Linked DNA regions of Mus musculus: regions 2, 3, 4, 5, 6 and 7 are each linked to region 1. Evidence: chromatin loops called from intact Hi-C (ENCODE). Cell type or tissue: left cerebral cortex. All regions are shown on one strand.

Region 1 (4,000 bases):
GATCGCCCAGTGCCTTGACCTTGGACTTCCCACCCTCTGGAACTGTGAAAAATGTCTGGTGTTTGAGGCACCCAGTCCTGCCTTACAGTAGCCCAAGCTGAGACACCATCTCATACACTCAGGTCAAACAAAACACAAAGACAGAGCTTAGACCATAATATGCTGAAGAATAGAAACTCAAAATTGGGTTTCGTTATTGTAAAAGTAGAAGATTTTGTCCCAGAGACTAAATTGATTCTCAAGAAGCCGTGCTCATTTACCTAGTATACTATATGGCTATTTTTTTTTTCGGTTATTTGTTGTTTTGTTGACTCCAGGTGTCATATAGTTCACACTGGTCTTGAACTCACTGTGTAGCCCTGGCTGATCTTGGAGTCACGGTCCTCCCAGACTTCACCCTTTCAAGTGCTGCGATCATAGACAGGAGCCTTGTGTATTTTGGCTGTTTTCATGCTGGGAACTCAAATCTGAGTAGTTATGACAAAGACATTTTCATCTCAAATTGTTATGTAAGGTATGGCTTTCAAAACCCCAAATATTGACTATCTGGCTCTTTCTAGAAAACATCCCCAGGCCATGCTGTGAAACCCATTCCATCCTAAAGGCCCGAATTGAGGTTAAATGCTGAAAATTATCCTTTCAGCTTGAGAGTCAGTAAGGTTTACAAGGCCTGGTAGTTGTGGTTGAGATGAGAAGGAACCTGGAGGTTAGAAGCAGAGACAGCTCTGGGTGGCGGCCTCTGGCCTGACTATAAAAACAAAACTGAAGGCTAACTTAAGGCATGTTTTTAAGTAAATAAGACCAACTAGGGATGCAGCTTCGTGGTAGAGCATCTGCCTACCTGAGTTCCAGTCCCAGCCAAGCAATAGTCCATTAACTAATTAAGTTAAAATAAAGTGAAAGGTATTTTCAAATTCAAGACAGCAGAAGTGGGATAGGAAGCAGAAGTAATGGGCTGTGCTCCGGTCCCTAATCTGCCACCAATTAGGTGTATAATTGGCGCAATCACTTCATTTCCTTGAGCTGTTACTTTATTTACAAAATAAGAGGCTCCTCCATTTATTGAAATTCACGGGCTCCTCCTGTGGGGAGCTTGCCACTTCAGACCGGGACATTTTGGGCTCTGGAGTAAGAGCCTATCTTATCTCAGGATCTCAAGGTGAAATAAAACATTCAGTGATGCCCTAGGTAGTCCAGCAGGGTTGTGAGGAAGAACTGAAAATTCAGAGTACTGTTGGCTCTACCGCGTCTTAGTGATATTCACCATGGTCGTAATTTATCACCATCTTGCCTTCCAAATAGATAGATTAGTGTAAGCCTGTCCACCCAGCGAGCTTCTCCCATCTGCAGAGGGAGGAGGCAGCGGGACAGCTGCGGATGGGACCGTCAGCTCAAATTATGTAACAGTAGCGGAGAAAGGCAGAGGCTTTCTCAATTTAGGCTTCTTGAGACTAGCGTTACCACGAGTTTCTCTACCCTAAACTCTCACCACACACAGCAAAGATGGCTTTGTCCCCAGGGCAGTTAATCCACGTAGCAAAGGGATCCCATAGGCATTGCCAGAGATCTTGGGGTAATTGAGACCCGACAGCAGATAAATCCTGCAGAATCAGGACCACTTTCTCTCTCCAAAGCCCTAAAGTGAGGAGCGGCTTTCCAAAAGCTCAAGCTTCTAAGCTTGTTTATCCCCGTTTGTGGCCGACGAGTCCTCCGTCCTGGACTACAGAGCCCTGCTCCCCCCTCCTCCCCTTAGTACTCATTCAGAGAAGTGACCCCAGTTGGCAGCCCAAGCTGCATAGACTGCAGTCAAATAACACCCAGATGAAACTGCAGCTGATGGCTGGCCTTTTCCATCAGTGGCTGCTGTGTGCAGCTCTCTCCTGGCCTCCTGAGGTTCAAATGCCCGCCTGATTTTGCCCTGGAAGCATCCCAGCCCAAACATGGAACAAAAGTTCCCTCTGACAAGCCTGTTTGGATTCCAAAGTATGTTTTTATGCTTGCTGGCAAATAGAACCATCACCAGCAACAATAACAACACTGTCTCCCCTCACTGAAGCGACTTCATTTCTTCACATTTGTTCCAGAGCTGGACAGATGAATAATGTTCGCTAAGGGGCTGGCCCAAGTCCTGACCTCCTGCCTCCAAGAGCAAACAGAAGTGACACACAGGCTTATCTGAACTTTCAGTTGCTTGATTCAAAACAGAAAGAGAGAAAAGTTGCTATTTAACCTATGTAGCCACCTAAGGGCTTTTGTTTTGTTTTTCCTTTATTCCTTAGTTGTTTATTATTATTATTATTATTATTATTATTATTATTATTATTATTATTGTTATTATTTATTCATAGCTTTCATTTGTCTTCTTCAGCAAAAGAGGACCTTACTACTGGTGCCCCAATGAAGCCAGTTTCTCAAAGACCGAGATTAACCTGACATCTTGTGGCCATACTGGGTATATACAAGTCTAGACAAACCAGCCCCTTATAAAATTAGGGAAGGGATACAGAAAATGTTTGAAAGGGTCTTCAAAAATATTTCCCGTGGTGTTTTATTTAAGACATCTCAGGAAGTCATGTAGTATGTCTTGGGAAAACCACACACAGGACGATATTTAAGTACCAAGTAACTACTTGTCTCTCTCTCTCTCTCTCTCTCTCTCTCTCGCTTGAACAGATCACTTCACTCTAATGATTGGCTTCTCATCTGTAAAATAGAGTTCATGATAAATATTATTATACTTTTCTGAGGCTTATATAAGATAAAGCAAATCAAATGACTGTTAACGATTGAGGGTAGCTTAGTGCTAGAGGCCAGGCTTGGCATGCAGGAGGTCTTGTGTTCAGTTTCAATACCAAAACCAAACCAAAATAATAACATTTAAACGTTACATACACTATGAGAACACTAAGGATTCCTAGAAGTAGAGTCTAAACTCATACTTGGTTAAATTTCTTCAAAAACCCAAAACCTGTTTTGATGCCTAACCCCAATATAGCATAAAGCCCTGGCCTCAGAATAGATAAAGAGAACAAATCCACACAGTCATATGCTTTCCTAAATATACCCACTGCCAAATTCTCTCTCGTGTTTTTTGTGATGTAAGTACAGCCATTTTCTTTGGTCTTTCCACTTAGGGCCATCAAGTGAACCGTGAGGAAGGGGTAGGAGTCTTGAGGAGTTAAATCATCACAGATCACGTGGTGCCTGACTGGCGGTGGGGCTTGAGAACCTGTGCCTTCTGTTTACAGTGCTGGGAGGAAGGTCTTGGTGTGATTGTGATGTTAGAGATCAAACCTTTGTCTTGATTTATTTTTAAAGATGTATCCATTTTTTTTTATTTATATGAGTACACAGTAGCTGTCTTCAGACACACCAAAAGAGTGCATCGGATCCCATTACAGATGGTTGTGAGCCACCATGTGGGTGCTGGGAATTGAACTCAGGAGCTCTGGAAGAGCAGTCAGTGTTCCTAACAGCTGAGCCATCTCTCCAGACCTAAACCTTTTGTTTTGTAAGTGTACCAAGTGCTAAACATGTTCTCTATCACTAGGTCACACCTCTGTTTGTACCTCATCTTCTGGAAAAAGCAGGAGTCCAACACAGCAGCCCCAGAAGCTCCTGGGTGTCTGTGTCCCACAAGGGTGATGCAGGGTGACTCATCGAATACAAGATGGGTTTGGCTATTGCTGTTGTGCAGCGTGTGGTGTGGAGGAAGCCAAGAACTCATCAAAGCTAGGGGGTTGATGAAGAAATGTGCATTGCATAGACCTCCTCTTGTGCTAAATTTCAGTTCTGCTAGGGTCAGTGGGCCAGCTAGGTAGTGTCCCACCTACCGACAGCATTTAAGCACTCCCAGGAGCACAGAGTGTCTTCCCATTCACAGATGATCTTTTCTGTGTCCTCTACTTGCTGAATTCACTGCTTGTCTCCCTGGTACATGAGGTGAACTTAGGGTGCCTCTGACAGCAAGATCAATAGCTTTACACAGAGAGAGTAGCAC
Region 2 (4,000 bases), 430 kb before region 1:
AGCCAAGCTCTCACCAAATCATGATTCTGATCCAATTAACACATTAACAAGAATCATCATCCCAGGGACAAATTCTTGAACTACTGGGCATTACAGAGTAAATTATAACTAGTTATCACTTCCTAAGAAGATGCAAAGTTTAAATGAAAGCTAAACTTCTACAACAATGTATGAAACAAGTTCCTCTTCAGAAAGAAGCCTAAGCATTTAGAAACTTCCATGTTAAAATCAAAACCTGGAGTTTAAAACTCCTAAACCCCCACACTGAAATCCATGCTAACATTTGTCGCAGAAGTTTAACCAACAGACTTTAAATGTACAGTGATCTTTAAATGTACAAACTTTAATGACAGTGATCCTCTGAATGAAGTCAAAAAACCTTACTCCTCCAAAGCACACTCCTCCTCTTAATATTTATTTTGTGAATGAAACTTTATTTAAAATATTTTAGGTGAAAAAGAAAAATCACACAAACAAGCCTGTAATGGTGGCACACACCTGTGATCCCAGCATTCAGGAGGCTGGGATCCCTAGCAGGCCAACCTAGGCTACAGAGTGAGTTTCATAGCAGCCTAAATTACACAGGGAGACCCTCTACTCCAAAACCATAATAAATACAATTGCAAAAAATAGAAAGCCCAAAGAATTTTCAAGTATTGTTCCATATAGAATACAAAACAACAATGTCAAGATTAAAGAAAAAAATAATTTTAAGTTGAAAATTAATCACTCATCATTACAGAAGACAGTAGAGGGGACAAGATGACTATGAATAACAATTTCATTTTTTGTAGTACTCCTTTAGACTAGGTATAACCTCTATGCTACTGCAAATGTACAAACATTAAAATAGCACATGTTCTCCCTAACTTTAAAATTTGAACCTCAAGATATAGATATTGAGGTCATCTCTGGCTTTTAAAAAGTTATCTTCAAACAGAATCAAAATTTTATATTGACAAAAGGAACAAAATTCAGTCTTGAACTGCATCTTGAATTTAACTGTGTATCTGGTATTGTGTTTCTAGAAAACAATTTATAAAGATACTTTTTAAAAAAGAATTCATGTTTTAGACATCCTATCTTCTGGAATATTCAGATTCATCTTCAAGCTCTAAACCATCTTTACTAGACTCTTCCACTCTTGGCTTTTCCAACATTTTCCTAAATGCAAATATAACTTAATATAATGAATGAGTCCTACCATAAATAAAATTCAGTGACTGTATGGAAATTTATAGTTCTAACAAAAAATTACTTTGCTTTACCAAATACAGAAGACATGTCTAAATTAAAGATTTGGGACAACTGTTATTTTATTACATATGAAGTCCTTGTTCTACATCCTTTTCAGAACGCTAAAAGTGTGTTGATTCTATTAATACCATAATTTAATCTATACAGAGATTTTATTGCTGGATTTTTATCTGTAAACTTTATCAATTTCAATCCATCAATGCTTTGAACCAAAATATATTACACTTGAGAAATGAATTTTATTTTCATAACATTATTCTGATGAAGACATTTGAGAGAATCCAAGCTTTGACTTATGGGTAAGCATTTTTTTTCTGCTTCCTAAAGATAAACAGTAAACACTACTACTGTTCAAAAACTGGCCCAAAGGAGAGATTCGGTTATCTCTAACCTAAGTGTAGATTCCCAGGAAATCTCAAACAAGGGACGACCCCACCTCAGCATCAGGACTATGGATGCCACCAGCTTAAGCTTCAACTTCGGGCTTCCAAGGGGCCTCACTAGCATCATGGCTGATGCAGACCGATGCGCAGGAGGCGGAGGAGGTGGACTAGGAAGAAGCTGGTTTGTTTACTTGCAGCCTGAGCCGCCCGCCGTCGCCGCCGCCGCCAGCAGCGACAGCATCAGTAGATCAGCCAAACCCAGCATCTTCCGCACATTTCTATTCTTAGCACACAACTCCCTAGCGGATCAAAACCCCACTACTATTAAAAACACAGACTTGCACGTTACCCACCTCGCACACGCACACCCGCACCCCATCAGCACCGTCCTCTCCCGGGCGCCGGCGGGGTGCGGTGGGGTGGGGTGGGGTAGGTAGCTGGCTAAGGAAGGAGACCCCGGGGACGCCGGTGCATCCTCGCCCGCACTCCCGCCACATGCGCAGACGGCCCCTCCCCCCAACCCAAACACCGACTCGCCACCGGCCGCTCGCTCGCGTTACATAACCTCGCCGCCGCCCCCCGCCCCTCGCCCCGGCCCGCCGCCCCCTCCCCGGGCCGCGCGGCCGACCGAGTCGGGGCGAAGGGACCCGGCTCGAGCTAAACAAGAGCCCTAAAGGCGCCGGGCCGGGCAACCCAGACGCGCAGCTCACGGTACCGCTAGGCCAGGAACACCCCCCTCCCTGGCCGCCCGCGCACCGCCGCCGCTCCCCCACCCCCAAAAGCTAGGGGGATGTCCGTGTCACCCACGCGGGGCATCCCCCGGCCTCCGCCTCCACACCTACGGCCCCAAAGCTTCAGGAGGAACGGGGAGGGGAACCCCGGCCCCCCGCCCACGCCCCCGGCGGCCGCGGTGACACCCAGACGCCCCCGCCTCACCCACCCGCGCCGCCGCCGCCCCCGCCCGGGGGAGGCAGGGAGGGAGCCGCGGGGCCCTCGGGGAGTGCGGGCGAGGCGGGGAGGGGGGCGAGAGCTGGGGGCGGTGGCTGTTACCTGCAAAGGCGGCGGCGGCGGCCCCGCAGCTGCTCGGGCGGTGGCGGAGGATGGAGCAGGGGGGGACGGGGGGAGGAGAGGGGGCGACTCGGGGGTCCCCCTCCCTCCTCCTCCCCTCCTGTCCTCCCCCCCACCCCGCTGAGCCTCTGGCCCCCTGGAGCCCGGTGTCGCCGGCGGGAGGGGAGACGAAGGGCTGCAGGGGAGGGAGGGAGGGAGCCGGCCGGGCGGGCGGGCGGCGGCGCTGGAGCGGGCGGCGGCGGCGGCAGCGGCGGGAGGAGGGAGGAGGAGGAGGGCGGGCGGCGGTACGGGGAGGAGGAGGAGGAGGAGGCGGAGACTCTACTTGGGAATCGGATGTCGGCTACAAATTCGATTCATCACTAGAAAACACGGCTCGGGCGGGGGGCCGTGGAGAGCCGCTGGGCCACGGGGCGGAGGCTCTGGGCCGAGCGCGCAGAGCCCCGGACTGCGGCCTCGCCTCGCCTCAGGGACCCAGCAGCCGCCTCCCCGCCCCCTCTTTCCTCCCTCCGGGGGCCGCCGCCGAAGCTTCTTGCCGCCGCCGCCGCGGGGCTTGTTGTTGACTTTGAGGAAAACTCCTGACGTCAGGGGCTGGCTCTCCGCGACTGGCGGGAGCGGCTTCCCCGCGCCCCGGTCCAGCTCACCGCCTCAGCTCCGCGCCCCAGCCGGGCGCTCGCCCCCAGGCTGCCCCGCGCCCCTCAGACCCGCGGCGACCCGCGCCCCTCGCCTTCCTCTCGCGAGAACACCTTCCCCAGCAGTCCGCGCCGCGGGGCCAGCGTTCCCGCCGGGAAGTTCTGGGCTTCCCCGGGCCGCGTGGCCCTGGACGAGGCACCCGAGGCGGGGCCCAGCTTTCCCCCCAGCACACCCACCGCACCGCCCCTGACGCCGCGGGCGTGCGGGCTCAGAGCAAGGAAACTCCTTCTCACATTCACCTGGGCGAGGCGGGCCCGGGGGCAGTGCGAGGCAGGTATCTGGCAGTCCCAGGAGATGTCACCATGTGTGGGCTTGAGGTTGTTGCAGTGGCATCCCGAGTCCCTCAGAACCACCTTGTGAGGGAGGTTGGTTTCATGGACTTGGGGGCACTAAGAAGATGTTGCTTTTGAAGTTCATGGTTGTAAGTACAGTAAAGACTGGTTTTTAGAAAATGACCCTTATCTTGCCACATCTCGTACCTCAGAAAGTCATAAAAGTTTACTTTTTCTGAGACTGTTTCATCGCTTCTAGAAACACCTGGCAAACCGGTATTAATTCTAATGGCTCCAGCCTTTGGGAAGAACCCGTTAGTTTCTCCCATT
Region 3 (4,000 bases), 650 kb before region 1:
AAAAGCAAAGCTGAATCTTTTAAATAATGAAACAGGATATTTTTATGTGTGTTAAATAAATGCACGTCTATTGTATTTTAAGTGTTTCTTGTGATAAAGATGCTGTAATTTAGTGCAAAGTATGTTTTCACTGAAGATTGTACTCCTGGCATTTCTATCTGACACAAGTCATTTGTCACATCTACTGAGAGCCACAGCAAGACTACCTTTGGTGCTGCTCTAATACTTGGTCACTAAATGCTTCTATTCACTATGATTTTTTCCCCCAGATTTTTAGGTGAGTTTCTTTTAAGAATGAATCTATCTATCTATCTATGAACATTTCTTAAAGCTTAAGCTATATCTTATGAAATAACCAATGTTAATTTTGATAACTGTCTGGTCTTTCATATCCTATGTAAAATGCCTCATGATCAAAAGACAGCAGCAACTGTGATGTTAGCCATCAGAATGTCAGAATGTCTAGCACACATTTGGAATACATCTTTCTTTGAATAACATTTTAAAATAAGTGTGGTAAGAAAAACACCAACTTGACAATACCTAGAGACCTATCTTTAGCTTACCTGAAGCCAATCATAGCCAGTAACATCTGTACAACTGCTATCAATCCCTCAACTTTTCAAGTGAAGATTCTAATGGGGTAGTAGACTGTCCCTGCCTGACTCAGAATGAAAAGCTGCACAATAACATTTGTATGACATTCCACCAGTTAGGTAGATGTGGCAATTACGTGTTCTCCAATCAAACTCCACTCCCGATCATGCATGTTCTCAATGTTTAGAACCACTCATCTATATTCTTATACTACACTCCAAACTTGCATTTCCCACCAACGTTATCATCCTTGTTTTCTGGAGAGGAGACCATCCTCCAGCTCCAGCCTCTGACTCCAGACACTTGCATTCTTTCCTGCTCTCACTCAAATATCGGTTCCTTGGACAATTTCTTTTTGAATTAAAATGAAAAGTCCTCTATTGTCTTTCTCTTTGTATTTTTAGTCTAAAACCACTGCCTATTTCTTTAGGTTATCTATAGACAGACAGGCAGACAGACAGACAGACAGACTCACTCCACACTCCCTTTTGCTTCCTTGGTGCCTTCAATCTGTTCTATGAGGCCCCTGAAAGTTAGCACAGATCAGTGAAGCAGACTTGTAACTGGATTCTTTTCTAGATTCTTCTCCCTACTGCTATACCAAGAAGACTTAGGAAGGTCTTCGCACTACACACCCTATTTCCTTCCACCAAACCCAGAAGCAACCCTGTTCGGAGCATGCAGCACGTTAGCAGGCCCCTCGCCGCTGTTGGCCTCTGAGGTCAGGCCTGCCATGCTTTACTGCTTTATCCCTTTACCGCTTCCCTTTCTTAAATGTGGTATTTCCATGATTTTCAGTATTATATTTCCTTTAATCTTTCTGCCTATGAATGTTTTCAAAGCAAGAAAGGTCAGTGCCTGAAGTGTAGCACCAAAGTCAGCCTTAGAGTGTTGACTAAAGAAAAACGCACAGGAGACACACCATCAGGTTGACACGTGGATCTGAAGGAAATGAATTGAGAGCCTTTGTGACCACTTTTAGACAGTATTATTGAGAGTTCAGTGCTGCAGCCCTGTGGTGAAGAGCTTACCTAGCAAGCATGCAGCCTGAGTTTAATCCCTAGAGCTGCAAAGATCAGAACAGTTATCTATAAGCAAAAAGTATACTTACCATATACTGTAATATTTATTGTATGAAAGAAAAAAACTCTTACAAAATGGCAGCACAGAAATGGCAAAGGGAGGAAAAGTCTGCTGCTCTACATGACATAACTCCAGCTGAGAGCAGACCGGGAGTGAGCCAGACATTGCAGTCTACATACGACTTCCAAGAGAACAACAGATACAGCTAGTAAGATTATAACAGAAAAAAAAAATGGAACCAGAAATACTGAACAAATCACAAAAGAGGTGTGCAAAGAGAAAGGCAAAAAAGGATAATCTAAAAATCAGACAGATAACTATGTCAATAAATGAATTAAATGAAGATAGCTATACATCACATTTTATTCTCATGTTATCCAGTGAATAAGAAAAAAAAGAATGAATTGTATGTTAAAACAGAATCTACTTATTTATAATTTGAATAAAAATGATGAGAAAAGACATATTACACACACACACACACAGATTGTATACTTAATAAAAGAAAATCAATAAATAACCTAAGGGCTAAGGGGTAAATTCCCCAAGATGAAACAATCTTAAATTCAAGTGTACATACAGCCAACAGCTCAAAATACAGAGAGTGGGGGCTCGACTGCAACAAGCTGCAGAGCCCCGGCCTCGCATGTATAAAGCACTGAGCTTGAGGAGGAGGATCACTGAAAAAAATGAAAAAGTAAACAAAACCAAAAAAGAAATGCAAAATTAAAAAGATGTTTACACTCGTGGCTGAAGATTTCAACAACTGCTTGTCAGTAACTGATAGTACCAGTACACAGAAGGATGCTGACGACATGAACCACACCATCTGCCATCTTCACAGAACATGTGTCCCATATCCATAGACGCATCTTGGTAAAAACATGTTATAGAGGAAAAGCAGAATCTGTGTTTTCTCCTCCTCCCCCCTCTGTCCCTGATAATTTAAACTTTTCATTTTATAAAAAAACTTTATTATTAAAAAAAGTCACACAATAGAAATTAACCAAGATGCAAAGAAAGCTCAATAAACTTTTAAATTCAGAACAGTCATTTGGTTCTTCCTCGGCTCCTATTATTTAGTTGTTCTTTCTCTCTTTTCCCCACATTATATAAATAAAATATTTAAAATATTTTTAAATTAGACTGCATTTTAAAACCAAAGAAACCGGCTGAACAGTCCCTGGTGCAGTGGCTCTCAACCTTGCAATGCTGTGATCCTTTTATAGATTTTCTGTTATAGTGCTGACCCCAACCATAAAATTATTTCATTGCTACTTCGTAACTGAAATTTTGCTATTGTTTTGAATTGTAATGTAGATATCTTTGTCTTCCAATGGTTGTACGTGACCTCTGTGAAAGAGTCACCTCTGTGAAAGAGTTGTTCAACCCCCAAAGGGGTGGCACCCCACGGCTAAGAACCACTGCCCTAGAGAAAAGCTCTGGACCCAACTGAGTGGTGAGTTGGTAAGAACAGCAACAATAACAACACTGTCTCACAACAATAATTATTGTTTCAACTTAAAGAAACTCTGGGGAGAGCATCGAAGTAAACTCAGAACAGTTGACTGATGAATGATAAATGAGGCTAGTAGTGCAGCAGTGGCCGAGCACAGAAGGCCTGCCCGCCACCATACAGACAGATGGAGACACATGTGCAGTAAACAAGTAAGATCACAAACCCAGAAACAGAAATCAATAAAAATCCAAATTAATTTCATCCTTTAAAATCTGAAGCTGTTCTTAGAGAGAACTGAAGTTTGATTCCCAGGCTCCAGAAGCCACATGGCATGTAGCATTATAACCTCTGTAACCACCACACACACCACACACACACACACACACACCACACACACACACACCACACACACACACACACACACACACACACACACACACACCACACACACACACACACACACCACACACACACACTCACACACACACACACACACCACACACACACACACACACACACACCACACACACACACACACACACATACACACACACACACACACACACACACACACACATACACACACCACACATACACACACACACATACACACACCACACACACACACTCACACACACCACACACACACACACACCACACACACACCACACACACACACACACACACACACACACACACAGTACAAACACATGCAAGCAATAAATGCATAGAAAAAATGATTCTTAAAAAATTAAAATACGTAAATAAAGTAAAATACCTATAAACAATTACCCAGGAGGCTGAGGAGGGAGGATTTTGAGTCTGAGGGAGGAGAGCATGCACAGGAAGACCCTGTCTTAA
Region 4 (4,000 bases), 490 kb before region 1:
TTCAGTAGGCTGTTCAGAGGCACAGTCCACTAAGAGCAACTTAAAATGCTAGGTAAGATGATTCTGACAAACCAACTCCCACACAAGTATTACAAATGTATTTTATTGGCGCTAAAAATAAACAAAAAATAAACAAGATTTTGTAGCATAAATTTCACATCATTTAAGTTAGCAAAGACATCAACCCTTGAGCTTGGATTTTAGTACTTCTAGGATTGTGTGTGTGTGTGTGTGTGTGTGTGTGTGTGTGTGTTTGTGTGTGTTTCTGTGTCAATGTGCAAATGTGATATGAGGGTTAGAGAACACCCCTGAAAATCATTCTAAGGAACACTATCCACCTACACAATGAGAGAAAGGGACTCTCGTTGGCCTGAAGCTCATAAATAAAGCAAGATCCAGAGATATTCCCATGTGTGCTAACCCAGCATTTGGATTGCAAGGGAACACCATCACACACAGCATTTTATGTGAGTTTTGAGAATAGAACTCAAGTCCTCATGCCTGCCCAATCTACCCAACCCCCTCAGCTTCTGTTTCCAGAATTTTAATGCCTTCAAGTTATAATAAAGATATAAAATCAAGCTTCTTTCCAAGTGTGGAGAGAAGGGGGAGGTAACCTAACTCAAAGCATATAAATCTACATATGGTTTTCTATTACCATGCCTAGCACACAGAGCCAGTCTTCTTTCCAGGATTCTGCATTTGCAAAGTCATCAACACATTAAAACGTTTTATAATCCAAAATTCAGTAACATTCTAGCTGTTCTAAGAGTCATCTTTTACATGTAAAAAAGCAAATACTCTGAAAGCATAATAACCCCTGTATTCCCAGATGTGGATGGATAAGGTATCACTCAGGCTTGCTTTCATTTATTTACTATAACCAATGCTGTTGTGAAGTATGGTTAGTGCCACACTCTTCACAGTTTTGCTTTCTCTCAGTGACTTAATTGTCTAAAAGAGTCCCCACAAATACAAGTTTAAGTAATAAAAATGTTTCTCTGTGCAAGAAAGCTGTTATAAAATACATGTTTAAAAAAAGCTTCATTCAGTCATGACTTTAAAGTATTGGTGGCTATAAATTCAATGTCATGAAAATAATACTTACTAAATAAGGAGTCTTTAAAAGGAAACAAACAGGTAGTAATGTTATATATGATCAACTGACAAAAACATAAAAAGAAATCTGAAGGAACCTGTCCCCTGAAATTCCTTCTAGAAGCAATGCTTCAGCATGCATGTGGAGTTTTTACAACACTGATAAATGAGTAACAAGAATCAGCAGCATTTAAAACTGGTACCTTAGGAGCCAGGACCCCAGAAGCAAGATGAGAAACAGAAATAACAAACCATGAAAACAGTGCACTTTCAAAGATTTCAGAGGGTCACAGTCATCAGACAGAGTATAAGCTAAACATGAGTGTGCTTATCTTATGTTAATGAAGCTAAAGATCTAACTTGGAGTTTTCATCAGTAAAAGAGAAAACTGTAAATAACATGAGGTCTGACAACACAGCTCAGCAGGTACAGGCACTTTGGAACAGGGCTGAAAACCTGAGTCTGATCCTTAGGACCCACAAGGTGGCAGGAGAGAACAGATCCTCTTACTAACCAAAATTTGTCCTCTGAATTGCTCATGTAAACTGTGTCCCCCAAAACACACAAATCAAATAAGTAAGCAATATGAAAGACAACAACAATTGAGAACTCAAAAACACATGTAAAGAATTGACAGAGAACTCTAGTACCACATCAAACAACCAGAAAAAAGAGAAAAACTAAAGAAGCATAAAAATATCATCAACAACAACATTAAGTCATAAATTGTAAAGTATATACACAAAAGATTTTTTCCCAAGTTTTTAATTGCCTCGTTATACAATATCAGAAAGAATACATCAGAAGTGTTAGTAGCAAAGAATTTCCTGGATCAATGAAAGACATGTATAAATATCACTAACAAACACGAAACCTAAATGAAATGAAAAGGGAAAGAGAGGAAAAAGGAAAAGAAACACAAACACACTTCAAGTTTAAAAAAAAACAAAGAACATCTTAAAGAAGCTAAGGAATAGGATATTATCTCCCAAATACAGGACACGCTAACATGCATCTTAGTCATGCAGTGCAAACACAAAGGTAAAGGAATGACAGCTTGTGTGGGATTAACAAAGTAAAGACTGTCATAGAACTCTCTACTTGAAAAAAGAAACTTCAAATATTCAAGCTAAATAAATAACTTTTCATGTAAATCTAAGACATGAATGAATGAATGAATGAATGAATGAATAACAACAACAAACAGTACATGTACATACCACCATTCTGCCCTAAAAGTGAACTTCTGACATAAACACCACATTTGGATGAACCTATAAAATATAGGACAACCAAAGGAAAAATACTCTGATTCAACGTAACCACTTAAATACAATTTTTCATGCTAAGCATACAGCTCTGCCTGATACACAATTAAAAACTAAATGCTACCTAGGAAGAGGTATCAGTTAGCTTAAAGATATTTCATCTACTTTGGAAAACAATATTAAAATCCTTAAAAGAATACATTATGAAAGCATTTTAAGAAACTAGTAAGTATTCTTTTGTTAAAGCAAAAGTTAGGAGAATTTTAATTTCTTTATCCTGGAGTCTCTCTTGTTGACTCAACTACTGACTTTAATACAAATCTCAAAACTGTTCCTTAAGAAACTAGGTCTACAGACGGATGTGGTGATGCATGTCTTTAATGTCAGCGCTTAGGAGGCAGACATGTTTATCTCTATGAATACAAGACCAATGTGGTCTACAAAGCAAGTTCCAAGTCAGCCAGGGCTGCACAGTAACACCCTCTCTCAAAAGAAGGAAGAGAAAAAGAAAAAATTACAACCCTAAGAAATTTTTATAAAATCAAACATTTTATCTCAGATTACCTGGCAACTAGAAATGAATAAAATCAATTAGTCACTCCTATATTTTACTCCTATATTTCTAAAGAATATTTAGTATCTTCATAACAAATCTGAATTTTGAGATATTCTGGCATGCATTTGAATCATGTGAAATGGATAAACCTACAATATGTTTATTCAAATCAATCTTTCATTCCTAGAGGGAAAAATAATCATTTATTCTCAAACTAGACTGTGGATCATCTGTTCTTAAAACTTTTCATGTCAACCACAAATATTAAAATGAAATCATAGACAGTGAGTTTACTAAATTTTAATTGCCTCCTTGGCACTTGTTTATAATGATCTGATCAAGCTAATATATATGCCATTTTATAGAGGCAAGGTATTTAAGGAACAAAGAAGGATGTCAGAATTATCTTTTATGCCTGAATGATATATAATCAATGATCTGTCTAAAACTGGCTACAAACACATGTGACAAACTGTTTCTATGTGACAGGATGTATAAAGCTCCATGGGAAGAAAATGGACTTCTCCACCTATTAGTAAGGCAGTCAAGCACACTTGATCTCAAACCCTTTTTATTTTTCAAATCCTTATTTTTCAGGCATAAGTTCATTCAAGACTTATAAATTTCAAAACTAACTCAAAATTAAACTATGTTAATGAATAAAAGTCATCTCCCATTCTTCATTTAATGCCACCTGTTAGCCATGCAAAAGGAAAAAATGCCATACTTTAAGGGAAAAAAATGATCCAACTTATAGCTTGATAATGAAAGCTACTGTAGCTCTATAGTTCTATTTTGCTCTATTTAAATACTTGTTAAGTTCTGCAAAATAAACAAGCCTGTTCAAGATTTTTGTCTCAGAAGATTCTTATCATTATCAATCTTATCATTTTAAAATTATTTAAAGTCTTCAGCTCCAGAATAAGTCTCCAAAGTTAATTTTTGAACTGATAATCTATTACATCAGAGAATTCTGCTATATTTAAAACTGAGTTCTCAGATATTAATTGATGATCTGAACTTTACAAATTGTATCACTAAGTGACTACTGCTGATGCTTTACTGTAACTGAAAGTTA
Region 5 (4,000 bases), 240 kb before region 1:
TTCATTAGCAATTCAATATGTCTGATTTGCCCACACAATTACTTTCAACTTCTTTACTAGTTTGTCCTGGAAGAAAGAGAAAGCAGATTTTGCTCAGCTGCAAGGTTTCCTGGTGAGTTGGTTAGCAACCAGGCTTGCCAGTCAGCGTTCACATAGCAAACAGTAAACACATTTCATTTAGACAATTACTAGTGTGTTGACTTCCTCGCTATGCACTTTTCTTATTGTCTTGAATCATTCTCTCCCCTGCTTGTTACTCAACTTTTTACTTGTGTGTTATTCTTGCCTTCCATTATCTTGAGGGCAGAAATTTTCTACATTTCCTCTTTGCTGGTTAGGCACAAAGAACAGGTAAGGAAGAAGTTTATCTGAAGGGAGAGAGGTGCAACACAAAATAAGGTCTCTCCCTTCCTTACAAAGCCGTGGCTCCTTACGCACCAATTAAGGAACAGACTAAAGCGTCTACAAGTATCAATCTCACTGGAAAGGTCTAAGACTGGTCTCGGGGCAGTGTCTTTGCTTGTCACGGAGAGTACAGACGGGACGCGGGGATCGTGAAAAGAAACGCAGCTGCAACTTGAACAGAGGACGCCGGGGAAAGGCGCCTCTCACAGCCGCTAGGAGCTTGTAGCTCGCATGCACCTGGCGACCGACTCGGCAGGCCGGAGGCGGCGCGTCCCTGAGGAGAACGGGGCCTGGGCGAGCACCGCAGGAGGGCCAGACCCAGCGGCCCCAGGCTGGCCCTGGCCAGCTGCGGCCCCGCGCGCTCGGCCTCCCCGGGACACCTGCCCCGAGAAAAAGTATACTTATGGCCGTCGCGGTGCACGCGGACTCGCTCGCTCCACACCCCCAGAGCGCGCTTGTCTCCAGCCGGGAAGCAGGCCCCTCCCCGCGCAGCTGTCGCCGCCGCCTGCGGGCTCCTTTCACTTTCTCACGGCCAAGTCACCCAGAGGGGAGCCACTGCCGCCGCTACTGCCGCCGCCGCCGCCGCCGCGGTCCGCGAGCTCCGCCCCTCCCCGAGAAGACCACGCCCACCCAACAGTCGCCGTCTGCGATTGGCGCGCGCAAGCGGCAGCTCCTGACCGCCACTCCTATTGGTCGAGCTGCCCCGTCAGTCCCGCCGCTTCTCCGCCCTCCCGGAACACCGCGCTTCTACTGGGCGCCACCGAGGCCGGGGGCGGGCCAGAGACCGGGGCCCGCCGCTTTCGCTCAATCGCTGAGCGGCCGGCAAGGGGCGGCCCGGTCGGGCGGGGCCACATCTGGGCCGCGCCGCCGCGTGCGTGCGTGTGCGTCGTCCGCCCCCCGCCCGCGCCCCGCCCGCCCCGCCCCCCGGCCCGGCGCCGCGCTCGCCCGCCCGCCCGCCCGCTCCCGCCCGTGCGTCTGGCAGGCTGCGGCCGCCGCTGGGCTGCTGCCATGGGGAGCCGTTGAAAGAGTGGGGCCCTGTGGCTCGGCCGCGCGCCTCAGGCTGCCAGCGCGGGCGGGGGGCGGCGGGGGCGCGCGGGGCCCGGGCCGGGGCCGGCGGGCGGGCGGGGGCCGGCGGAGGACGCCCACAAGTCCAGCGGCGGCGGCGGCGGCAGAGGAGGAGGAGGAGGAGGACGCGGCGGGGACGCGGCGACTCGGGCCGCTCCGTGTGAGTCCCCGCGCCCGCCCTGCCCCGCTGCCGACCGTGGGCTCCCGCCGGGCGGAGTTAGTTAGTGTGGCGGAGGGCAGGCGGTGCGGGCTCGCCTCGCCTCGCCTGGCCGCGCTCCCCGGCCGGTGCAGCTGCGGCGCGGGGCGGACTCGGTGCAGCTGCGGCGGCGCCTCCCGGTGCGGAGGGCGGGCGGGCGGGCGGGGGAGGGGGCCGGGCCGCCGCAGCTGCAGCGCCCGGGACGGCCGCGGCTCCGGGGCCGGTGCAGCTGCAGGGCCGGGGGAGGGGGAGGGCGCGGCGCCCGGGTTGCGGTTGCCGGGAGGCCCCGGGGGCTGGCGCGCGGCGGCGGCGACGGGGGAGCGGTCGCCGCGCCGCTTCTTGCGACTTTTCTTTTGTTGTTGCCGCGACCGGGGTCTGTTTTCTCGGCCGTTGTGGAAGGTGCTTTCCTGCTGCACCGGCTCTCTGCCCTGCACCTTCTTCCCCGTGGTTTCACCCTTCCTCTTTCCCTGAAGTGCTTTATGCACCGCGAACTGCGGGAAGATTTGCATCTCCTCTCCCACCCCTGAACCTCACACACACACCCGGGGCACCCTGCCCCCACCTCTGAAAAACAAACCCCCTAACCTCACAGAACCTCCGAGGGTCCGCGGTAGCGGTGGACGGGTCGATCCGTGGAGTGGATGTCTTCGGGCCATTGCGGTGCTTGGGACTCATTAAACTGTCACTCACCCCCACCACCACCCCACTGGGTAAACTGGGTGATTAATGTCGGATATAGTGGAATGGGGCGAGGGCATCTGTGGAAAAGAGGGTGTGTGTGTGGCAGGGAAGTAATGTGTCTATCTGCACAGAGTGCCTCCCGAACGAGTTCAGAATTGTGTCATTCACCGCGAAGTTAGAGAAAGTTAGGTTTGTGACTCGTGAGCGAGAGCAGAACACAGTTGGGGTTTTGTTCTCTAGCTCCCTGCCTCTGTTTTCTAAGCGAGCCTAAGTGGTTGTCGCCTGGGTTGGGACGCTTGTGCCTCAGGCCCCAACTTCTTTTTTCTACTCTCCAACCTCCCAAGGGTCGGTGGAGATGTGTCTGATATTCATAGATGTCGCAGCACCTTGCAGGGCACCCAGCGACCCAGCCCCGGTTACATTAACATTACATCAGCCATTAGAAAAGATCCACAAACTGTAGCCAAAAAAAGTTCCCAAAGTCTACACTTGGCCTCCCAACCCTCCTGGTGATCACAACCCCTTTCCCCAAAGTTATAGAGACCAAGGGCAAGACAAAAGTGACTTTTCTGAGCAGGAAGACAAGCTGTGTGGTCAAACAACCATTCTAAGTGACTGTAGCAGGTTTTGTCAGTTTATTAATTTGCCTCATTGAACTAAAATACTTTCCAGTATTTCAGAAGTGCAGTTTGAGTTTGTTGATGCTGAAAGTGGAAATTTGCACTAACGGTGGCAGTGTGAACTATTTTCCTGAGAGGTAGATCCAGATAAATTGCTTAGGTAAGAGTAAAACAATAAGGTGAACCACGCTGAAGTAATAGTTCTTAATAAGTCTGCCAACATTTCGGAGATGTCTGCCATTATCTCCGCAGGGGAAGGGGGAAAAACATGCTGTAATAATGTTGAAATGGGACTAGAGATGTCAAATGGGTTGGTTTAAAAATATCCCTAAGCTGCCTTTGAAACTAGACGTTGGAGTTGAATAAAAGTGAATGTGGGTTTCCTGAATAGCACCGAGCTCGAGTGTGCTGTCATATGTAAGCCAGTCCACCAACTTGAGGCAGAAGTGTTGCGATTCCATAAATACAGTAGGACTCCATATGCTGAGCTTTTCAATTTCTTCTGTTAGAAAGTTTGGGGGGAAAAAGGAAGACTTTGAAGTATTTTGTTTATACTAACAGAAGAGAAAAGTTCTCCTAAGAAAAAGCTGGTGGCAGGAGTGTAGAGGAGTAGCATATGGCATTAAAGGAGCACAGCTGGAGGTAGCATTTCCATCTGAACATGATGTCAGAGCAGCTGACAGCCTGCCATCCCTCAGCCTTTTATTCTAACACACAGACAGGGAGTTAGTGTGTGCGGATCTGTGGTGGAGAAGGTATCTCATTCCTCTCCAACATCATCTCCACTTTGCATCTGTCTCTCTTAGTCTGCTTTTTTTCCACCGATGTAACAGACCTGCAGCCAGCAAGACTCCGAGGGAAGGACTTAATCAAGTTTATGTGTCCTAAAGGTAGGAGTAGCAGGAGATTAGGCTGAGCATCTTTGTGTTTGGGTGTTTTATTTAATTTTTTTTAAAATCACATTACTTTTCTAATCCACTTTATAAATAATATGTGAAATTGAGCATGAAGTGATGGTCTTACTGGATTGAAA
Region 6 (4,000 bases), 810 kb before region 1:
TATTGATTAAGTTATATATTCGTGCCTTGGGCCTCTCTGACCAGTGAAGTGAGAACTAAAACATATAGTGGTTTTAATTGATTTATTTTAAGAAATACTAGTTTGTCTGGATTTCAAGTAAGTCCCTTGACCAGTAAGAAAGCAAATATTTCCAAACATCATATATAAATGAAATCAATTCATTATCACTAAATTTATAGGTAATATTATAATACAATAATATATCTCCTTAAATTTTAATACATTTTATTCTATTGTTGTTTTAAATTAATTAATCATAATTTTTTTAGCCTTTACATTAATTTCTACTTATACAATTTACAAAAGGAGCTGTTTCTCTTCTCTCTCTAATTCTCCATTTACTTCCATCTGTCTGTTTGTCTGGAGACAGGGATGCAGATGGGTCTGTAGAAGAATGGACACACAGGTTTGGGGATGGAAGCCATGGTACTTGTTTGTGATTCCTTATAGGAGACACCTTTTAATGAAGTGTAGTGATGGAAAAAATGAGTTTGTCTCCACAGCTGCCCAACAGGACTCAGACTTCAGAGAGTGACACATTAGACTAAGTGACTTTGAGAAAACCTCCAGTCCTCAGATGATAATTCCGCCTCAGTAGAATGCCTAGACTTACTTTCGAGGTTTGTTGTAGATGAATACAGTAAGCAATGAGCTGAAAGGACTAAGAAAGTGAGAGTTAAAATTAAAGAATGAGGTGATTTTTAGAGGACTCGACTCAGACATTTCTCATGGAGTACATTTAGATAAAGTCTCTGTTTTTCATCATTGAGAAATTGTTATTTTTCTGATGTTATAAATTGAGGGTTGTCCAATTCATCTGTCCACCTATTGAAGCTAAACAGTTTGGAACAGGTTATTTAGCATTTTAAGTTTATAGTGTTTTGAATGGAAGAATCAACTCTCATGCATTACAGATAGACTTGTGTATGGTGCGAGCATTTCTGATGCCCATGGAGCAGCATTGTTGGCTGTGTTTCTGTCTTGTCAGAGCTTTGGAACTCTGCTGCCTTTATTGTTTCTAGAGAGCTTTTTATCTGAGCAAAGGGAGGCATGTAGGTTACATACTTTACTATAGTTTAATACTCAAGAACAACAAAACTTTTCAAAGCTTCTAAAACTCATTTTTTAAGAAATGCCAAATTGAAAAGTTTCAGGCAGGAATAACCATTAGATAACATGCAACCATTAAAAGGCAGATCTGAAAGTCAGAGAAAGCGTTGTGATGTAACTCAACTTTCTACAGGTTCTCAGTTATAGCAAAGGCTCATCGTTTCTTTATTTAGATTTTCCTGATAATTCTATTTCTCAAATATGTTTCTCCGTGTGAGTGACCTGGACTAAAGAAAAGTAAATTACATACAGAATAGTTTGCAGCATTTTAAAGGTGTTATATATATTATTTAATAATATCACAGTTATTTCACTTCTAATGTATATTTCCTCTTATGTAGACTGCTACAGTTATAATTGTAGAGCATGCTTAAAGCCAGCATATGACTTTTACCAGAAGTTATTTTATGGTATTTAGGTCACATTGCATACCTACAACAGTGTGGTTAATGCTGGCTGTATGGTTTATAATAAATGCTGGTATTGTACACCTGAACAGCAACAATATAGTTTATTAGCAAAAACTGTCCTCACAAAAATTTTCTTAAAATCTTAGCTGAAGTTTTTTAAAAGATATTTTATAATATAGAGAGAATGACCATCTGTGTGAATAATAACAGACTTTAACTGTTTTAATTACTGATTTTAGCTTGCGTGATTTCAGATGATAGTGCCTTTCGTTGAAAATATTCATTTGAAACTGTTTTATATAATATAATCCTGAAAATTAACTTCTATTCCTTAGTTATACATTGCATTATTTTATAGATTTTGATTGATTTTGAGAGGGTAATGAATGTACATTGTGGCATTCATGCAACTAAAAAGACAACTTGAAGGAATAAGTTTCCTCATTCCAGGCATGACCTTTAGATTAACTCAGGTAATCAAACTTGGTGGCAAACATCGCTAGCCATTTCTCAATGCTTCCTTATACTGCCTCCAAAATCTTAAACCATATTCAAGTCTTAGAAAAGTTTTGGTGTACTTTATCTGTGTGTCCTCTAGGGGGCACCAAAGGATCTAATTGTAGATATTTCTCTGCTGATTCCAGAGGCTACTGATCTGTTTTTACAATCTAACAGGTGTGTGGAGAAATGCGCTTTCAGTTGAATAAAACCAAAATGGAGAAGGATGAGGTGGAAAAGGAACACAGAGAATACAAAGCAAAGTCTCACAAGGATCTTGAAATGAAAGTCCAGGTAAGGAAGCACGCTGGCACAGTCAGCTGTGAGCTGTTAGTAACATGTTTTCTGAAGTTGCTGTGGTTTTATCCCTAAGGCACTATTTCTCTTATAATGTTTCTAACTAATGTAAGGACCCAGTTCATACTATTAAAAGAATTTCATTTATAGACGCCTGACATGAAGTAGTGAGAATCAACTGCTTGCATATGAAATTCCAATTTGACAGTTCATAAATATACATTTGGATATGTATCTATTACTTAGAAAAAGTTTTAAAAAATGTTCTAATGCACAGTTTGAACCTAAAATATACGCACATAAAGTTCTTGAAAGATGCCAACTTGCATCCAATTTTAAATGAGAAACTTTAAAATTTGTAAGATGAGATGAGTTGATATGTAAATATGTCAATCAAATTGATTGTTGGCAGAGTTGGACCAGTTTTAACTACGATAGCCATGAATCTGTGTGCTCAGGAAGCCTAAATACAGTGAAATTAGAAATGTTAGGGAAAATGCTACTCGCTTCAATTTCAGTTTGAACAGATGTTTTATGTTATAACTCTGTTGAGATTGTATAGATACTCCAATTTTAATTGACTCTGGGGAAAGCTTTTAAAGAGAACGTTCTGGCAGATTGACTTTTGATGTTCTATTTTTATGTTACATTATAGGCCATTGAAGGTTTGCATTCTTTACAGCCAAGAAAAGCAGATTGTGTATTCTATTAAAATAATATGACTGAGGTATCAGTATCAATAATTTAGAGATATCCGTACAGTTCAGAAGTAGGTGACTCCAGATAATTTTACAACATATTTCTAAGCAAGGCTTTCTATCATATTTTCAACATATTTTCCCTTTCAAGCCGTCAGCTGTTGATGACAAATGACATAAATGCAATGGGGAAAGTATTAAATATGGAAGTGCTAATGAAGCCCTGTGCAGAATACTTCAAATCACAGCCGAAACCCAGACAACCAGAACAAAAGTAGTTTTTATATGAGTAGATGCAACTTTATGATGAGTTCTACATCTTAGAAGATCTTTCCATATTAGCATGTACTGATTTTATTTTGTCCAGTTGGGGGCGTCCCTGATAGTAGAATGGAAAGTTCCCTCAGTCAAGGATTGAAAGCCTAGGACTCCTAAGCAAGTGGAGTGCTCTCTTCCTTCTGATATCCTACAGGGTTTTGCAGTCAGGTTGGCACACTCTGTAATATTAAATATCTTTTGAGTTATTATACTGAACTACAGAAGTATAATATTTCCTACTAATAGAACACAGAAGCAAAGAGTTTGGGGATGATTTAAAATCACATTATCATGTTTAGCAATACAAAAAACAAAGCAAAACCCTACAGTAACAAGAGTGAGTGTCTTAGGAAATGAATAACCTAGATTAAATCCCTTCTAGTGTCTGTTTCTTTAGCATGCTGTCTTCTTAATCAGCCCATAATGCTACAAAGGCTGAAACTGAAGGAGAGCGTCCGTGCTCCCTGGTGGACTGAAATACTAAGTTTCTCTGGTCATCTTTAGTGGTGCCGTTGCGGTGAAGCTGTACCCTCGGGGAGGACCCAGTTTGTAGCAGTAAACCTGTGAGGGTGAGGAGAGGTTTGCATGCTCCTGTTTTTTCCTGGAACAGAATGTGAGGAGAGTTTGTAGGTGCTCTTTGTAACTGGT
Region 7 (4,000 bases), 240 kb before region 1:
GGCTTGGGAGTCCTTGGGGTGTGAGCCTGATTTAAAATTCAGACATGTAACTCTCCACCACTAAGGCGGATATTTTTTAAAGTGGCGACTAGAGTCTAAATTCCTGACTAGGCTCTAACGAGAAACTCCTCTTTCCCCAGGTTATGAAGACAGTATGGAGTTTCCAGACCACAGCAGACATTTGCTGCAGTGTCTGAGCGAGCAGAGGCACCAGGGCTTTCTTTGTGACTGCACTGTTCTGGTGGGAGATGCCCAGTTCCGGGCACACCGAGCTGTTCTGGCTTCATGCAGCATGTATTTCCACCTCTTTTACAAGGACCAGCTGGACAAAAGAGACATTGTTCATCTGAACAGCGACATTGTGACAGCCCCCGCTTTCGCTCTCCTGCTTGAATTCATGTACGAAGGGAAACTCCAGTTCAAAGACTTGCCCATTGAGGACGTGCTAGCAGCTGCCAGTTATCTCCACATGTATGACATTGTCAAAGTCTGCAAAAAGAAGCTGAAAGAGAAAGCTACCACAGAGGCGGACAGCACCAAAAAAGAAGAAGATGCTTCAAGTTGTTCGGATAAAGTCGAGAGCCTCTCAGACGGCAGCAGCCACATGGCAGGTGACCTGCCCAGTGATGAAGATGAAGGCGAAGATGACAAATTGAACATTCTACCCAGCAAAAGGGACTTGGCAGCTGAGCCTGGGAACATGTGGATGCGATTGCCCTCAGACTCAGCAGGCATCCCCCAGGCTGGCGGAGAGGCCGAGCCACACGCCACAGCAGCTGGAAAAACAGTAGCCAGCCCCTGCAGCTCAACAGAGTCTTTGTCCCAGAGGTCTGTCACCTCCGTGAGGGATTCGGCAGATGTTGACTGTGTGCTGGACCTGTCTGTCAAGTCCAGCCTTTCAGGAGTTGAAAATCTGAACAGCTCTTATTTCTCTTCACAGGACGTGCTGAGAAGCAACCTGGTGCAGGTGAAGGTGGAGAAAGAGGCGTCCTGTGATGAGAGTGATGTTGGCACTAATGACTATGACATGGAACATAGCACTGTGAAAGAGAGTGTGAGCACTAACAACAGGGTACAGTATGAGCCAGCCCACCTGGCTCCTCTGAGGGAGGACTCGGTCTTAAGGGAACTGGATCGGGAGGACAAAGCCAGCGATGATGAGATGATGACCCCAGAGAGCGAGCGGGTCCAGGTGGAAGGGGGCATGGAGAACAGTCTGCTTCCCTACGTCTCCAATATCCTGAGCCCCGCAGGCCAGATCTTCATGTGCCCCCTGTGCAACAAAGTCTTCCCCAGCCCCCACATCCTGCAGATCCACCTGAGCACGCACTTCCGAGAGCAGGATGGCATCCGTAGCAAGCCTGCCGCCGATGTCAATGTGCCCACGTGCTCCCTGTGTGGGAAGACTTTCTCCTGCATGTACACCCTCAAGCGCCACGAGAGGACTCACTCGGGGGAGAAGCCCTACACGTGCACCCAATGCGGCAAGAGTTTCCAGTACTCGCACAACCTGAGCCGTCATGCCGTGGTGCACACCCGCGAGAAGCCCCATGCCTGCAAGTGGTGCGAGCGCAGGTTCACGCAGTCCGGAGACCTGTACAGACACATCCGCAAGTTCCACTGTGAGTTGGTGAACTCCTTGTCGGTCAAAAGTGAAGCGCTGAGCTTGCCCACTGTCAGAGACTGGACCTTAGAAGATAGCTCTCAAGAACTTTGGAAATAATTTTATATATATATATATATAAATAATATATATATATATATATACATATATATACATAGATCTCTATATAGTTGTGGTACGGTCTAAAAGCAGTCTTGTTTCCTGGAACTGAAAAGTTGGGATCTTAACTTGTTTTTGCACTTTAGAATAATAGCATGAGAATCTCACTAATTTAGCATTCTGATAAAAGAAACTAGAGCAAGTCACAAGTAGAGAGCTGTCTTTCTTTTGAGGGTTAGGCCAAGTTAGCCAATAAAACCTTCTCAACAAATGGTTCTGTCACAAACGCTTTCACATGGCTTACTTTTGTACACACTGCATTGTCTTGAGCGCTTTCCCTGTGCTCCACACTGTTTTGTTTTGTTTTGTTTTCAGAGTAGAAATCCCCTCCAGTTTATTAGCCTCTTTATATGTCTCAAATTGCATGAATATTTTCTGGCTGTTGGAAACCTGAATGCTTTTAGACCCAAATGGAAAATTTCTGAAATGCTGGATTATCTATTTTTAAACAAGCAGTTGACTTAAAACTTTGTGTGGCAACTTCTGGTTTTCTGATGGTCCCCAGTGAGAGAAATCTGACAGTACACTGGGTCACTGGGACTGTCTCTGTGAAGGTTTGCTTGAGATGAAAAAGGATATTGCAGCTTCAGCAGTGTTGAACTGTGTGTTTAAAATGTGAATTACTGTTCTTGTATACTGTAATTGATTACACGGGCTGGGGGGGGTGTCAAAGAACTTGACAGGTTGTGTTGATGCTCTTAGTTGAGTCTTGAAAAGTAAATATTAACGCTACAGAAATGCATGAGTTTCAATATATTTTTTGTCTTTGTTTGCATTGTATAACTTTAACGAGTGAGTTTAAAATTATTTAATTTCCTTAGAAAAATAGCACCATTTGGGAAAAAAACTGGTGTTACGAAGAACATAAATGCACTGTCTTTATTTTTATTTTTATTTTATATAATTTAAATTGACTTTTCCCACGTCTTTAAGTTTGAAACTGTTAAGCTGAATAAAAACTTAAGCTGCAAATTGATAACTTCGCTACATTACAAGGAACATATAAATGTTTACAAACGGCTTAAAGAATTGCATGTGCAGTGTGCATTCATACCACACTTGTAATTGCACAGAACCCATGCCAGCTCAGAGTTTAGGTGTACACACGTACCCAGCCGAGTGTTTTTAGAATAACTACTGCACAAATTGACAATAGGTCATAGGTCATTCTCTCTCTCCCTCCTTTTTGCTTCCCCTTTCTTTTTCTCCCCTATTTCCTTTCCTTCCCCCTACCCCCTAACTCATGAAAAGATTCTATGGACTGAAAAAGCCCCAGGCTGAAAGGACTGAACCGCCTTGATTGACATGGGGAGGGGGGTTAGTAGACTGTGTATCGGCAGCAGAGGCTGCAGCCCGATGTGTGGTTCTGATGGCCAGCGCGGGGCAGAAGCGTTTTGCACACTGTTTGTTTTCCTGTCTTGCACTTACAAATAAGGTCTATGGGAGTAGCATGGGAAACAGTGGTTGTTTTTCCCTTTTTCTTTTTTAATTGCTTTTGTTTAAAATTTGATCGCCTTAACTACTGTAAACATAGCCTATTTTTGTGCTTAAGATACTGAATGGAAAACTCCATTGTGTGTTGCTGGACTGTTTTGGAAATATTTGGTCAAATGTATGTTAATTTGGCTGTAATGGCATTTAAAGCAAACAAACAAACAAACAAACAAAGCTGTGAAAATGGCCTTGGAGCATTATCTTTAGTTACTTGAAGAGTTTCTAGTTTTTTTTTTTTTAATACAGTTTATGTTAAAATAATCTTTATTAATCTAGAGGAGACAATCAATGTCTGTGGAAGAACGGACTTTTTTGGATTTTCTTTTTTAATGGTCATTGTGAGTGATTGCTCTTTCTTTTACTTAGTTTCACATTCTTCCTTTGTTCTAAATCTTAGACTGACATCTAGCTTTGACAATCATAGTATGTTTTATTTCCTGAGGGGGAATAACTTATAATGCTGTTTAGTTTTGTACTATTGGTGTGTTGGTGAATTTTTAAACTGTGTGCTAACTGCAATAAATTATATGAACTGAGAATTCCTTGTGTGCTTTTTGTATTATAGTCGCACAACAGATTTGGAGTTAGTATAGTGCATGACGTCTTCATTTTAATGTCAAGTTTTATTCAGCTTATGAAGTATTAGACTGCTTTAGGGTCACCCAAATGGAAATGTGCACATTCTCACTATTTAAGGAGACACTAAATGCACATTGAAAAATA

What was found. Hi-C counts contacts between places; a loop is a spot of excess contacts. Peaks named below come from ENCODE experiments on the same cell type or tissue, not always from the same donor. Only the 100,000 strongest peaks of a DNase experiment are listed, where the experiment ranks them.
Region 2: a loop joins it to region 1, with 4 times the contacts of the local background. A loop is called at or near these places in 4 of 42 quality-filtered maps.
Region 3: it touches region 1 in a loop (2.7-fold over the local background); 2 of 42 quality-filtered maps call a loop at or near these places.
Region 4: it touches region 1 in a loop (8-fold over the local background); 26 of 42 quality-filtered maps call a loop at or near these places.
Region 5: it touches region 1 in a loop (5-fold over the local background); 11 of 42 quality-filtered maps call a loop at or near these places.
Region 6: a loop joins it to region 1, with 10 times the contacts of the local background. A loop is called at or near these places in 35 of 42 quality-filtered maps.
Region 7: it touches region 1 in a loop (5-fold over the local background); 11 of 42 quality-filtered maps call a loop at or near these places.

What each region holds. Positions count from the first base shown.
Region 1 is chr1:177,682,678-177,686,677 of GRCm38, forward strand. No RefSeq gene overlaps it. Among named protein-coding and RNA genes, the nearest start is that of 2310043L19Rik, 42 kb to the left of the region's middle. In left cerebral cortex, CTCF peaks have their summits at 1,209 and 2,459 (motif pointing left); DNase peaks (open chromatin) are centred at 521, 1,425, 1,829, 2,436 and 3 more places; H3K4me3 peaks cover 428 bases; H3K27ac peaks cover 1,304 bases.
Region 2 is chr1:177,255,456-177,259,455 of GRCm38, forward strand. Gm36904 (a long non-coding RNA gene) reads left to right here and starts at 2,226. Exons shown (of 8, transcript XR_001779550.1): 1 at 2,226-2,351. It also overlaps a transcript of Akt3 not described here. In left cerebral cortex, a CTCF peak has its summit at 1,921; DNase peaks (open chromatin) are centred at 1,865, 2,343 and 3,192; H3K4me3 peaks cover 3,086 bases; H3K27ac peaks cover 2,196 bases.
Region 3 is chr1:177,036,975-177,040,974 of GRCm38, forward strand. The region is part of intron 11 of Akt3 (thymoma viral proto-oncogene 3); the gene reads right to left. Among named protein-coding and RNA genes, the nearest start is that of Gm15423, 98 kb to the left of the region's middle. In left cerebral cortex, a CTCF peak has its summit at 1,617; a DNase peak (open chromatin) is centred at 2,497.
Region 4 is chr1:177,193,862-177,197,861 of GRCm38, forward strand. The region is part of intron 1 of Akt3 (thymoma viral proto-oncogene 3); the gene reads right to left. Among named protein-coding and RNA genes, the nearest start is that of Akt3, 53 kb to the right of the region's middle. In left cerebral cortex, a CTCF peak has its summit at 1,558 (motif pointing right); DNase peaks (open chromatin) are centred at 511 and 1,564; H3K27ac peaks cover 307 bases.
Region 5 is chr1:177,440,966-177,444,965 of GRCm38, forward strand. It overlaps Zbtb18 (zinc finger and BTB domain containing 18), which reads left to right and starts at 1,386. Exons shown (of 2, transcript NM_001355099.1): 1 at 1,386-1,630. In left cerebral cortex, CTCF peaks have their summits at 617 and 924; DNase peaks (open chromatin) are centred at 164, 1,104, 2,411, 2,547 and 1 more place; H3K4me3 peaks cover 3,472 bases; H3K27ac peaks cover 2,888 bases.
Region 6 is chr1:176,875,774-176,879,773 of GRCm38, forward strand. Sdccag8 (serologically defined colon cancer antigen 8) reads left to right here. Exons shown (of 18, transcript NM_029756.3): 12 at 2,217-2,333. Among named protein-coding and RNA genes, the nearest start is that of Sdccag8, 63 kb to the left of the region's middle. In left cerebral cortex, CTCF peaks have their summits at 2,136 (motif pointing right) and 3,378 (motif pointing right); DNase peaks (open chromatin) are centred at 2,157 and 3,415; H3K27ac peaks cover 454 bases.
Region 7 is chr1:177,446,949-177,450,948 of GRCm38, forward strand. Zbtb18 (zinc finger and BTB domain containing 18) reads left to right here. Exons shown (of 2, transcript NM_001355099.1): 2 at 141-3,816. The coding sequence starts at 155. The coding sequence ends at 1,723. Among named protein-coding and RNA genes, the nearest start is that of Zbtb18, 6.6 kb to the left of the region's middle. In left cerebral cortex, no CTCF peak of the experiment used is centred here; DNase peaks (open chromatin) are centred at 13, 365, 984, 1,407 and 3 more places; H3K4me3 peaks cover 4,000 bases; H3K27ac peaks cover 4,000 bases.